Regions from separate parts of the Homo sapiens genome. Here region 2 is linked to region 1. A link is a loop called in an ENCODE intact Hi-C map of the cell type or tissue named here. Cell type or tissue: Caco-2. All regions are shown on one strand. Links, peaks and the distances in the headings refer to the core of each region. The heading gives the core; the rest is flanking DNA.

The links. Peaks named below come from ENCODE experiments on the same cell type or tissue, not always from the same donor. Only the 100,000 strongest peaks of a DNase experiment are listed, where the experiment ranks them.
Region 2: it touches region 1 in a loop (18-fold over the local background); 1 of 110 quality-filtered maps calls a loop at or near these places.

What each region holds. Positions count from the first base shown.
Region 1 is chr20:23,230,082-23,235,457 of GRCh38, reverse strand. No RefSeq gene overlaps it. Among named protein-coding and RNA genes, the nearest start is that of LINC03125, 85 kb to the right of the region's middle. RefSeq lists silencers at 1-26, 3,039-3,239. In Caco-2, for the core only: no CTCF peak of the experiment used is centred there; DNase peaks (open chromatin) are centred at 2,427 and 3,037.
Region 2 is chr20:23,022,464-23,027,839 of GRCh38, reverse strand. All of the region lies in intron 1 of LOC101929707 (a long non-coding RNA gene), which reads left to right. Among named protein-coding and RNA genes, the nearest start is that of SSTR4, 10 kb to the left of the region's middle. In Caco-2, for the core only: no CTCF peak of the experiment used is centred there; a DNase peak (open chromatin) is centred at 2,969.

The DNA of each region.
Region 1 (5,376 bases), core at 326-5,325:
GGCTTCAAGTTGTTGGAATAGCTTTGACCTTGATGGAGGGGTAGGTTTATTTAGGAAGAGAGGAATAGGGAGCAGCACACAGAGGTCCCTGCTGTGTACAGAGCAGTAGGTTGAAAATGAACCCAGTGTGTGATGGTCAGGAGCAGAGTTCTTACAGACAGGACAAGGGGCTGCTTCTTAGAGTCTTTGGTAGTTTGGGTTCCTGGAGCTGTTTTCTTGTTTGTAAGCTGTGCCCTGGCAGGTACTTGATAATATGCAAGGAATGAAAGATTTTGCAGCAGCTAGGTGTTTACCATAGCATATGGCAGAACTGGCTGCAATCTTTCACCACTCTCTATATCTTGACCTTTGCAATATGACTTGGCAGCTCCACTGACTTACTCCCCACTAGAACCTGAGCTGACCTCATGACTTGTTTCAGCCAGTGGAATGAGGTAGAAGGGGTTCTGGGTCAATTCTGAGACTGCACCTCAATATGCCTTGAGTGCTTTTGCCTCGTTTCTTGGAACCATGTCCAGCTTCCATGTAAACAAGCCCCTCCTAGCCTGCTGGAGGGTGAGAGGCCACAAAAGCAGAGATGAGCTGTCTGAGCTGAGGCCATCCTCAACCAGCCAGCCCTCAGCTGGCCCAACAGCTGCTGCCTATGCATGAGTCAGCCAAGCTCGGATTGAAAAATGCCCAAATTGTGAGAGGGATGCATGGTTTTGGTGCTTAACCTTGAACAAAATGCCAAATAACAGACCTCACCCCCCTCTACAGAGAAAGATGTCCACTTCCTAATCCCCAGAATCTGTGAATATGTCACCTTCCATAGGAAAAGGGCCTTTGTGAATGTGATGAAGTTAAGGGTCTTGAAATGGGGAGAGAGCATCCCAGACTATCCAGGTTGGCCCAATGCAATCACAAAGGCCTTGTTAGAGGGACATGTGGAGGTCAGACAGAAGACAAGTTATGGCAACAGACAGAGACTGGAATGATGCAGCCCACGAATGCCAGAGGCCTCTAGCAGCTGATAAGGCAAAGATCAGATTCTCCCTGCAGCCCCTAGAAGAAGCCAGCCCTGCAGATGCTTCAATTTTAGCCCAGGAAGACTCACTTTGGACTTCTGGCTCACAGAACTGTAAGAGAATAAATGTGTAGCTTTTTTTTTTTTTTTTTTGAGATGGAGTTTCTCTCTTGTCGCCCAGGCTGGAGTGCAATGGTGCAATCTCTGCTCACTGCAACCTCCGCCTCCTGGGTTCAGGTTTGACTGATTCTCCTGCCTCGGCCTCCCAAGTAGCTGGGATTACAGGTGTATGCCACCACGCCCAGATAATTTTTTGTATTTTTAGTAGAGATGGGGTTTTACCATGTTGACCAGGCTGGTCTCGAACTCCTGACTTCAGGTGATCCAACTGCCTCGGCCTCCCAAAGTGCTGGGATTACAGGCATGAGCCACCGCACCTGGCCAAATGTGTGGCATTTTAAGTCATTAAATTTGTGGTAGTTTGTTACAGGGGCAATAGGAAATGTGGTGGCTTGTTAGGCAGTAAAAACTGACTGATAGCCTTGTGGAAGCCTTAAGACAAGAAAGAGAAAAGGGTGGTGCTAACACAGATGAGAAGGGTATGTGCTTAGAGGCACCAATAAGTAATGCTTTAGCAGATATTTTGAGGAAAATGTTTTTCAGGATACCTGCTTTAAAAAAATATATAAGAGACATTCATTTACTGGTGAATCTCTTGGTTAACAAGCATCTATGTATTATGTGCTGGATGGAGGAAGAAGACTCAAAGACAAATGAAACTTTTTCCATGCCCTTATGAAACTCATGATTGCCCCACTCAGAGCTTGTCCTTTATGAAGTTGGGCCGGATGCAGGGGCTTGTCCTTAAAGGAGCCTCACAGCACTTCCTGATGAGCCTGGCCTCCCCTCCTCACCCCTCACCTCTCCTCGCACACTCTGGCTCCCTTTACGCCAGCCTCTCTGTTCCTCGATCCTTGGTGCATTTTTCTCTCCTTTTTTGTCTCTGTCCCTCTATCCTTGGTGCATTTTTCTCTCCTTTTTTATGTGATGAACAGTAGAGGCCCAAGTTTTCCATCCGCACCTTCCCCCAAGCTGAGCCTTAGTCTCTCGCCCTTGGCTTGGCACACGCATGACAACTCCTTGCAAAAGGACTCCTTTATTCGAACGGGTCGCCAGGACCACCCCAGCCTCTTCTGAAGATGTGTCCCCCGCAAAGCCCTGCCCCAGCCTGCCCTCACTTCCTACACAAAGGCCTGGACAGCAGTCACAGCTGGGGTTGGGCCCCAACATGATCCACGTGGTCTGAGACATTCTCTGATAGCCTCATGAGCAAAGTGCCACGGGGACGTGGAGAGGGCGGGGATGTCTTCTTCCCAGGGCCAGGGAAAGCTTCTCCCGAGAGGGCACAGAGAAAGCTTTTTTACAGCAGGTAGCTGGGACAGGGAAGGGCTTCCACCTACAGGTAAAGCAGGGCAGAGGTGCAAAGGCACAGAATGACACAGTATCAAAGGGCAAGCCTCAAAAGCTAACATATGATTCCCCCACAAATATTTTGGTATCAAATATTTACTTAGTTCATTAGTGAGAGAACTAAAATGATAAAGCTGGTTCAAAGGACTGGAAAAACTGACAGTGCATATCAGAATGAGAGAGTCCAATGATAAAGTCAGATACGCGACTGATTAATGTCCTGTAGGACAATGGAACCACTATCTTTCAGGTTATTTACTCTGCCAGCAGAAAGGGTTGCAATGTATCAATATTCAACAAGTTAACATCCAACTTCATAGAGTCTGGTCCTTAACCAACAAACAATTTAATTTTTTAGTGCGATGTCACCCTAAAACTCAGCAGCCTAAACCAGCACACATTTCTTGTGTTGCACAGTTTCTGAGGGTCTCTATGAGGTTTCGGTCAGGCTGTGAGCCTGGGCTGCAGTCTTCAGAAGGTGCTTCACAATCCGCTTCCAGGCTTACTCAGGTGGCTCTTGGCAGAGGCTCCAGATCTTCTCTGCGTGAAGGGGGCCTCTCTGTACGGCTGGTCACAAAACCTGGTGGCTCCTTCCCCCAGGGAGTGATGAAAAGGGACATGGGGAGGGAGGGGAAGGGGGAGGAGTCAAGATGAAAGCCACAGTCTTTTTATAACCTAATCTCAGAAGTGGCAGCTCATCACTTCCTTTGTGTTCTGTTCTCTAGGTGTGAGTCTCTAGGCCTAGCCCACTCAAGGGGAGGGAAACTAAGTTCTACCCTTTGGGGAAGGATTATCAGAGTGTGTGGACATTTCTTAAAAACCACCATATTACCTCCCCTAGGAAATCTGGTCACTCTCAGGCAGGCCTACTTGGCAGCCAATGCTCTGGTGTGGCTGTCAGAGGGTCACATAGTAATCTTTTGACTCATCCCCATGTTTTGGGTAATTCTTCATAACAAAGGCATATTTAGTGACACCAGGTCATCCAGCAGGATTGGGCAGAATAGGAGAAGAGACAGGCTAAAAGGACAAGCTGGCAGGGTGGGAACGGGCCTGGAATACTGGAATATCTTGTCACATGGGGACACTCTCCTGTGGCCTTAGTGTGGGCTCCGGGGCTGGTTGGGAGTTGGCACGGGAGGCCAGGTGGAGACCTTGGCTTTGGAACCTGCAGGAAGGCTGTGGGGCAAAGGGAACAGGGAGCTTTTGAAGGAAATGCTGGGGTGGGAATCGGCCAGGCCTGGGGCTGACTCACAGCCCTACTGAGCATCACAGAGCGAGCAGAGGAGAGACAGGAGGGCAGAGGTGGAGGCACTGTGTGGAGCAGGGAGAAGACTGGTGCATCGCAGTGCCCCCCAAGACCTCCATTTCTGCATGCAGGGTAAAGGTGTGGGATTTTGAAGGGGAGCTGAGAAGAGTGTTTGGCAGGTGACTGAACAAATGCCAGGTGGCCCGGGCTATGAGTTGGCCAATGTCTTGGGTGTGGGACTCTTAGAGCAAGCCTGGATCCCTCCTCTCTTTGGGGAGCTGGAAGAGCAGGCTCCTTCTGGGACAGAGGAGTAACAGAAGCCCTAGTGACTGGAGGGCAGCTCTGCCCAGCAGCTGGGAACTAGTAACAGGCAACGCGCCTGTCAAGACCAAAAGATATGGAATTAAAAACACACCAAGAGCTTGCAGGCAGTGGGGCCAGGCAGCAGGAAATTCTGTCTCCTATATAAGGTGGAGTTGCTTCCTGTGGGGGCTAGACGAGTGCTTCCGCCTAAGCACATGCTGGAGCAGGTGGCTCGGATGCAGGGAGCGCAGGTGGATACGCAGTGCCATGGTGCCTTGCATCCAGCTGGTGGAAGTCTCACTCCCCAGCTCTGGGACATGCCCGTCCAGAAAACACAGTGACAATGACTGATACCACACGTAGCGCAGCCTTAGTATTTGGAAGAACAAGAAATACTTGCAGTCTGCACACACCACACCTTGTGGTACCACTGGACAGGAGGTCGTGTCCATTGGACTTGATGACATGTGTTTATGTGGTCACCCTGAAAGCAGACTCAAGACACGGTGTTGGGGGTGGGCGGCGCACCTGCGAGGTGATCCCAAAACGCAGGTGTGAGGAGGTGGGGAAGTGAGATGGGAGGGGAGGAACATCTGACATGGGAGGGGGTTCTTATGAGCAGGGCTGGGCAATCCTGCCTCAGAGCTGTCTGGCAGCAGGGACAGGGAGCCAGGGCCCCTCTTCGCCATCAGTTATTTACCACTTCACTCATTCATCTCCCTGAACCACATGCCCGCCCGGGGCCAGCACTATTAGGTACACGTTCCTGTTTGTTCTGCTTCACTTTATTCATTAACAAAGTATTTATTCTTTTCTCACTGCCCTGATGTCTAAAAGTGTTGTTCTCTCTGAGTTAGATTGTAAATTTTCAGGGTTTTTTTCTTGCTTTCTTTCTGCCACTCCATCATTTCATTGTTAATTTTCTGGACAATTAAAACTATCATGAAAAATATATGCACCTCAGATGTGAACTCACTTGTCCAATGGTGTGTGGAGGCATCCTCCTGTGATGTCTACACTGGCAGGGGAGGATGAGAGGGAGACAGAGGTGAGAAGAGGGAGCAGGAGGCAGCTTCCTCCAGAGACACCCAGAGCAAGAATACTCCCTGATTTGACCATGGAAATCCCTTTTTCCCTCTCACTCAGTGACAGGTACTTGTCTGCTCTGGCTGTTGTCTGAGGATCTAACTTGGGTGTGGTTTCCACATTGGTCCTTTTTGTCAAAGTGCATCCTCCATATGTGTTTGGGCAGAGCAGGAGCAAGTGAGAAGAGGCAGGCCAGATGCCAGGTGGAATGGAAGCTGGAGGGCAGAGGTGGGCATGACTGGGCTGCTGGGTGGGTGGGGGC
Region 2 (5,376 bases), core at 272-5,271, 210 kb after region 1:
CTGAGCACTGGGCCTGCCTTCTTCCTAACACAGGTTAGGACTGACTTCTTGCTTTGTCCTTTAACTTGAGTCCCCAGCCCACACCCCTGACATGTGGCTTTTCTCTCTCTCCTGCCGTGCTGCTCCTGGGCTGGCACCTAGGCTCCTGAGACAGGGGATTTCTGCCTTGTAATCCCACTGGCTTTCTAGGGCTGGAGTCCTTGGCTACCTGTTCATTTATTTATTAATTCATTCATCCATCTAGGTTTTTGTAAGCTCCAGACATTGGATAAAGCATTTTGAGGGATAGGTGAAAACGAAATCCTGCCCTTTACTCTTGAGAACTCACTCTGCTGTGGGAGGAGAGACAGGCAGGTAAGCAAAGAGCTCTCCCAATGCGATGACAGCCAGACCTGAGCCTGGGTCAGTGACTCAGGGAGCAGGGAAGACAAACCTCCTTCAGCTTGGGGCCTGGGACAGACTTCACGATGGGAGAGAATTCGGATAATTACTCAGCCTTCTCCTCTAGATCAGAGAAGGTGGGCAGGATGGAACCATGTGCATGGGTGGATGGGGGACAATCTAAGGACTCATTTTTTTTTCTGTGAGGCTGGAGCAGAGGGCCCCTTGCCTTTGCTTCTCTTGACCTCCCCTCTCCTGCCTGTTCTGGCCCTCAGTAGTCTCACTTGGCAATAAGAGTTGGATTCTGGGTGGGTGCCTGGACTGGAGAATCTTTGGCTGTTAACACTGTTCACACAGTTCAATATGGCTGGAAAAGTGTGGATGGAGCCATGTTCAGAGTAAAAGAAGGTGTGCTTAAGGTTTATACGTACGCACTCTCTGCAACCCCCCTGGAAGCTTGGCTACAGGATGGCAAGGGGTTGGCAATCATCTTCAAAGACCGAATCTGGAGTAGCTCTTGGAGATGTCTTTTCATAGCGTTAGATGCAATTACACCAGCAGGTTTCAACTCTTCTGTTTTAGTAACAAAATTCATGCTAAAAATAAATATTTGCTGAGTGACTGATTTGACACTCATCTTTCAGAGAAGCCCAAGAATGGCCCAAGTGTTGTTCTTTTAGGCCTCTGGTTGTCAAATTGGGATCTTTAGACCAGGAGCCTCAGCATTCTCTTGAGTCTGCCTAGAAATGCACATTCTGGGCTCTACCCTCCATGCTCTGAATTATATACTCTTGGGGCACAGGAATCTGCATCTAGCAAGCCTTCCAGAGGATTCTGCTAGTGCTTCGGTTTGAGAACCAGTGCTCCTGACTTTGGTTGGCCATTGGTGTCTGTCTGAAGAGGGTCTCCACTGCCCCAGGCATGTTCCTTCTCTCACTGCTGCCCCCTGGGATGGAAACTCGACATCCCCTCTTTCCCTTCCTACTGGCACCAACGGTACCAGAGCAAACCCCACAATCTCCATGCCTACATTTCTTTGACATCCACCTGTCACCATCTTTGGAGGATTCAAGTGAAGTTCTTTGTCTTTTATGGGACAGAGCTGTTTTCTAAAGTCATAGTAACATTCTCGGTCAATGTAAGATAAAATGACTGGGAATTTCACTTTTAAAAATAGGTATATCAAAGGGAAAAATAGTAACAGTTCTGGTGGAGAGACCTGGTGAGCAACACCTTAAACCAAGTGATGAAAGCTGAAATCAGCAACACTGGGATGAACCTGCATCACGTAATAGCGGATGTGATGCCCTGACAAGAGCACCAGTCCTGTTTGCAGCATCACTGCCCCAGATGCATGCCTGAATCTGTTCCTTAGGATACATCAGGAAACCCAAGCTGAGGAATGTTCTACTAAATAAATGATCTCTACTCTTCAAAAACATGCGGGTCAAGTGACAGGTGCCGAGGAGAGGGAGAGGGTCTAGGAAGACCCTAGTTGGGACAATTGGCAGCATTCAAATGTGGCCTGTGCATTTCATACTGGTACTGTTCAATGTGAAATTTCTTGATTTTTGTAAGATTCTCCCTGGGGCCTGATAGCTTAAAGGGATGAGTAACTCCTCCCTTCTCAGGCCCAGTCCCAAGGTGCAAGACCACTTGCATCAGCAGCCTGTGCCAGCAAGATAGCAGAAGCAGGAAGAGAGCCGGCCAGAAGACACGTACCCCTGAAGATTGAGAAACAGGCCATCCGGGTACAACGTAGCAATTACGTCAGACTAGGACACTTCCTGTTTAAAGGAGACTATAAAACCTTTGTCCTGTCCTCACTTGGGGCTGACGCCATTTTAGGCCTCAGCCCGCCTGCACCCAGGCGCTCATTAAAACAGCATGTTGCTCCACATCGCCTCGTGTTGTCTGTTGGCACGCTCTCGGGATTCGAACCGATACAAGAACCTTACAATTTTCTTTATGTAAGAGAATGTCCTTGTTCTTAAGAAAAGCCAGCTGAAATATTTAGAGAGTAAGTTTGCAGGATGTCTATAACTTACTGTCAAGTGTTTTAGACAGGAAGAGAATCACATAATGGAAAATGTAAACAAGTGAATGTGAGAAAGGAGTACATGAAAGTCTTTGAACTATTGTTACAACTTTTCTGTGGAAATTTACTTTTCAAAAGTGCGTATAGACATATAGGAAGAACAATTTTAGTAACTAACATAGTTATTTTTTAGTAGTGAGATGATGGGTAGTATTTCTTTTAAAAAGATCTGCTTTTCCCCAAATATTCTGTAACAAGCATGAACTATACTTGAAATCAGAAAAAAAATGAAATGATAAAGACAATTGTTTCTTTTCATACATACTGCAATGTAGCACATGAAACTGAGATCGGAGAGACCAAAATAGATGCCCTTTATCAACTAAGGTGGACTTTAAGGTTAAGAAAACAGAAAAGTTTTCTTCTCTGGTGGAGCAACTCCTTAAATTCCTAGGGCTACAAGAAAAGCACACCCTTGCTAAACTCCCTAACAATAAGAGCTATCAGGCAAATTCCTACCTCCGATTTACAACCCAGACCACCACAACTCTGATTGGACAGAGGACCTTAGAAACATTCTTTTCTGATAAGCAACTGAAGACGTCAAATCAGTTCCAGCAGCTTACAGAGACTGGGCACACATTGTGTTTGTCTCCTACAGTTCACTTTTTGATGGAAAAAGCCACATTCTACCTTATTTTTATGCTGAAACCCCACCCCAAAGGGAGCACGGAATGCATGGTAATACATCTGTGCCTATTGTGCGTGTGCTCACCTCCCCTCTCCACATGCATAGCTTTCCCCCAAACCTACTGAGTACATGTAACTCTATCGTGTGATACAGGCCCTGTGAGACATAAAATCCATTCTGCCCCTTCCCTCTTCAAAGAGAGAGCGCCAATGTCATATGCTGGAGACAGTCTCTTCCTGGTTTGCAAACTTATATTGCCAGTGTAACTGAAATAAATCCATGAACGAGGCACAGGGCTAGTCAATCCGCCAAGACACCAATTCACAAAGAGAAGGAGATTGAATCCTAGGACCCTGATCTAGAAGATGGGAAGGAACCTTAAATCCATCTCTCCAAGTGTACAATTCTCTCTGGGGCCTGAAAGCTTAAGGAGATGAATGACTCCTCCCTTCTCAGGCCCAGTCCCAGGGCGCAAGGCCACTTGTGTCAGCAGCGTGCATCAGCAAGTCAGCAGAAGCAGGAAGAGAGCCGGCCAGAAGACACCTACCCTGGCCGGAAGACAGGTACCCCTGAAGATCGAGAAAGAGGCCGTCTGTGTACAATGTAGCAGTTACATTATACTAGGACACTTCCTGTTTACAGGAGACTGTAAAACCTATGCCCCGTCCTCACTTGGGGCTGACTCCATTTTAGGCCTCAGCCTGCCTGCACGCAGGCACTCATTAGAACAGCATATTGCTCCACACTGCCTCCTGTTGTCTGTTGGCGTGCTCTGGGGGTTTGAACCGATACAAGAACCTTACACCGAGGAGTTTGGTATAAGGGATGTTAACGGTTTTGGAGTGGGCTGAAGTGTGGGGACGGTTGGTTGGTTGAAAAGTGCAGGGTGAAGTCATGGGATGGGGAAGTGGTGAAACTGTTTCTCATGCTGATTCTGTTCTTCTATGGGGGTCTTCATGCTGGTGGGTGTTTAGTAGGAATCTGGGATCTGGAAAACACCCTAGGCAGTTCTTAAACAAAAGCCTTATGATTCTAACATCAGAAATCCTATTCATAGGAACAATAGGGATGCCAGTGGTCAGTATCAGTGCTGCATGACTTTCAGTTACAAGGAAGTGGGTCAAAGTGCAGGCTGATTAATGCTTAATTATAACTCTATTTCTGTCCAGAATTCTTGCTAACCCTGTGAGGATGGCTTCACCAATAAAATACTCCTTTCTACTATTTAGCCATCCTAGTGGTCTTTTGAATGAAAAAGAAAGGCTGAGAAAGATGGAGTAGGGGCCTGCGGTCCCCCACCCCTCACCCCTCACCCCTCATTCACTTGCTGGTGCTCCCTTCAGCTCCCTTCAGCCCCCATCACTGGAGCTAGATGTCCATGAGCATTCTGCATTTTCTCTTCTTTCTGCTGACTAAAGAGTATCATGTTTTGCTGGTTTTTCTTCCATATTTGCTATTCTAAGGTGTTAGAAATGCTTAGAGCCAGAAAGACACACAAGAAACAACTGTGAAAGTTGATCATACAAATCGGGTCATTCTTATCATATCCAAATAAAACCGCCAAGAAGCCAAGAGGGAAAGGTGCTCAGGATGCATAACATTGCTCCAAGAATATAATTTTCTGCAAGCCTGGCTGCTGTAACCTGAAACCAGTTTTATCTAATAGCTGCTAAAATGACCTGCTGCAACTCTAAGACCAATTATACCCATTCCATTACTTACCAATCAAAAGTTGCCACCTCACCGGAACTGTACTAGTGCCAATGAACTTTCTCAAAGAGCAATACATAACACTTCTCTTTGTTATAAAACCTCCAACCATCTCTTTGTTCTTTAGACACACCGAAAACCACCCAATATGTGGTCTTGCAATTCTTTCTTCCCAAATAAAATGTTAAATTTAGAGGTTCATCTTTACCTTTTAATTCTTTGACACAACCGAATAGGACAAAGCAATGCATTTAACTTGTTCAACTGTTGATGAAATCATTGCAAAGGCAGCTCTAATTTTTTTTCAGACCTCAGTCTACTGACAGCATGAACAGAAAGAGAGGGTCTCTTTCTGCTGGTGCTTCGGTTTGAGAACCAGTGCTCCTGACTTTGGTTGGCCATTGGTGTCTGTCTGAAGAGGGTCTCCACTGCCCCCAGGCATGTTCCTTCTCTCACTGCTGCCCCCTGGGATGGAAACTCGACATCCCCTCTTTCCCTTCCTACTGGCACCAACGGTACCAGAGCAAACCCCACAATCTCCATGCCTACATTTCTT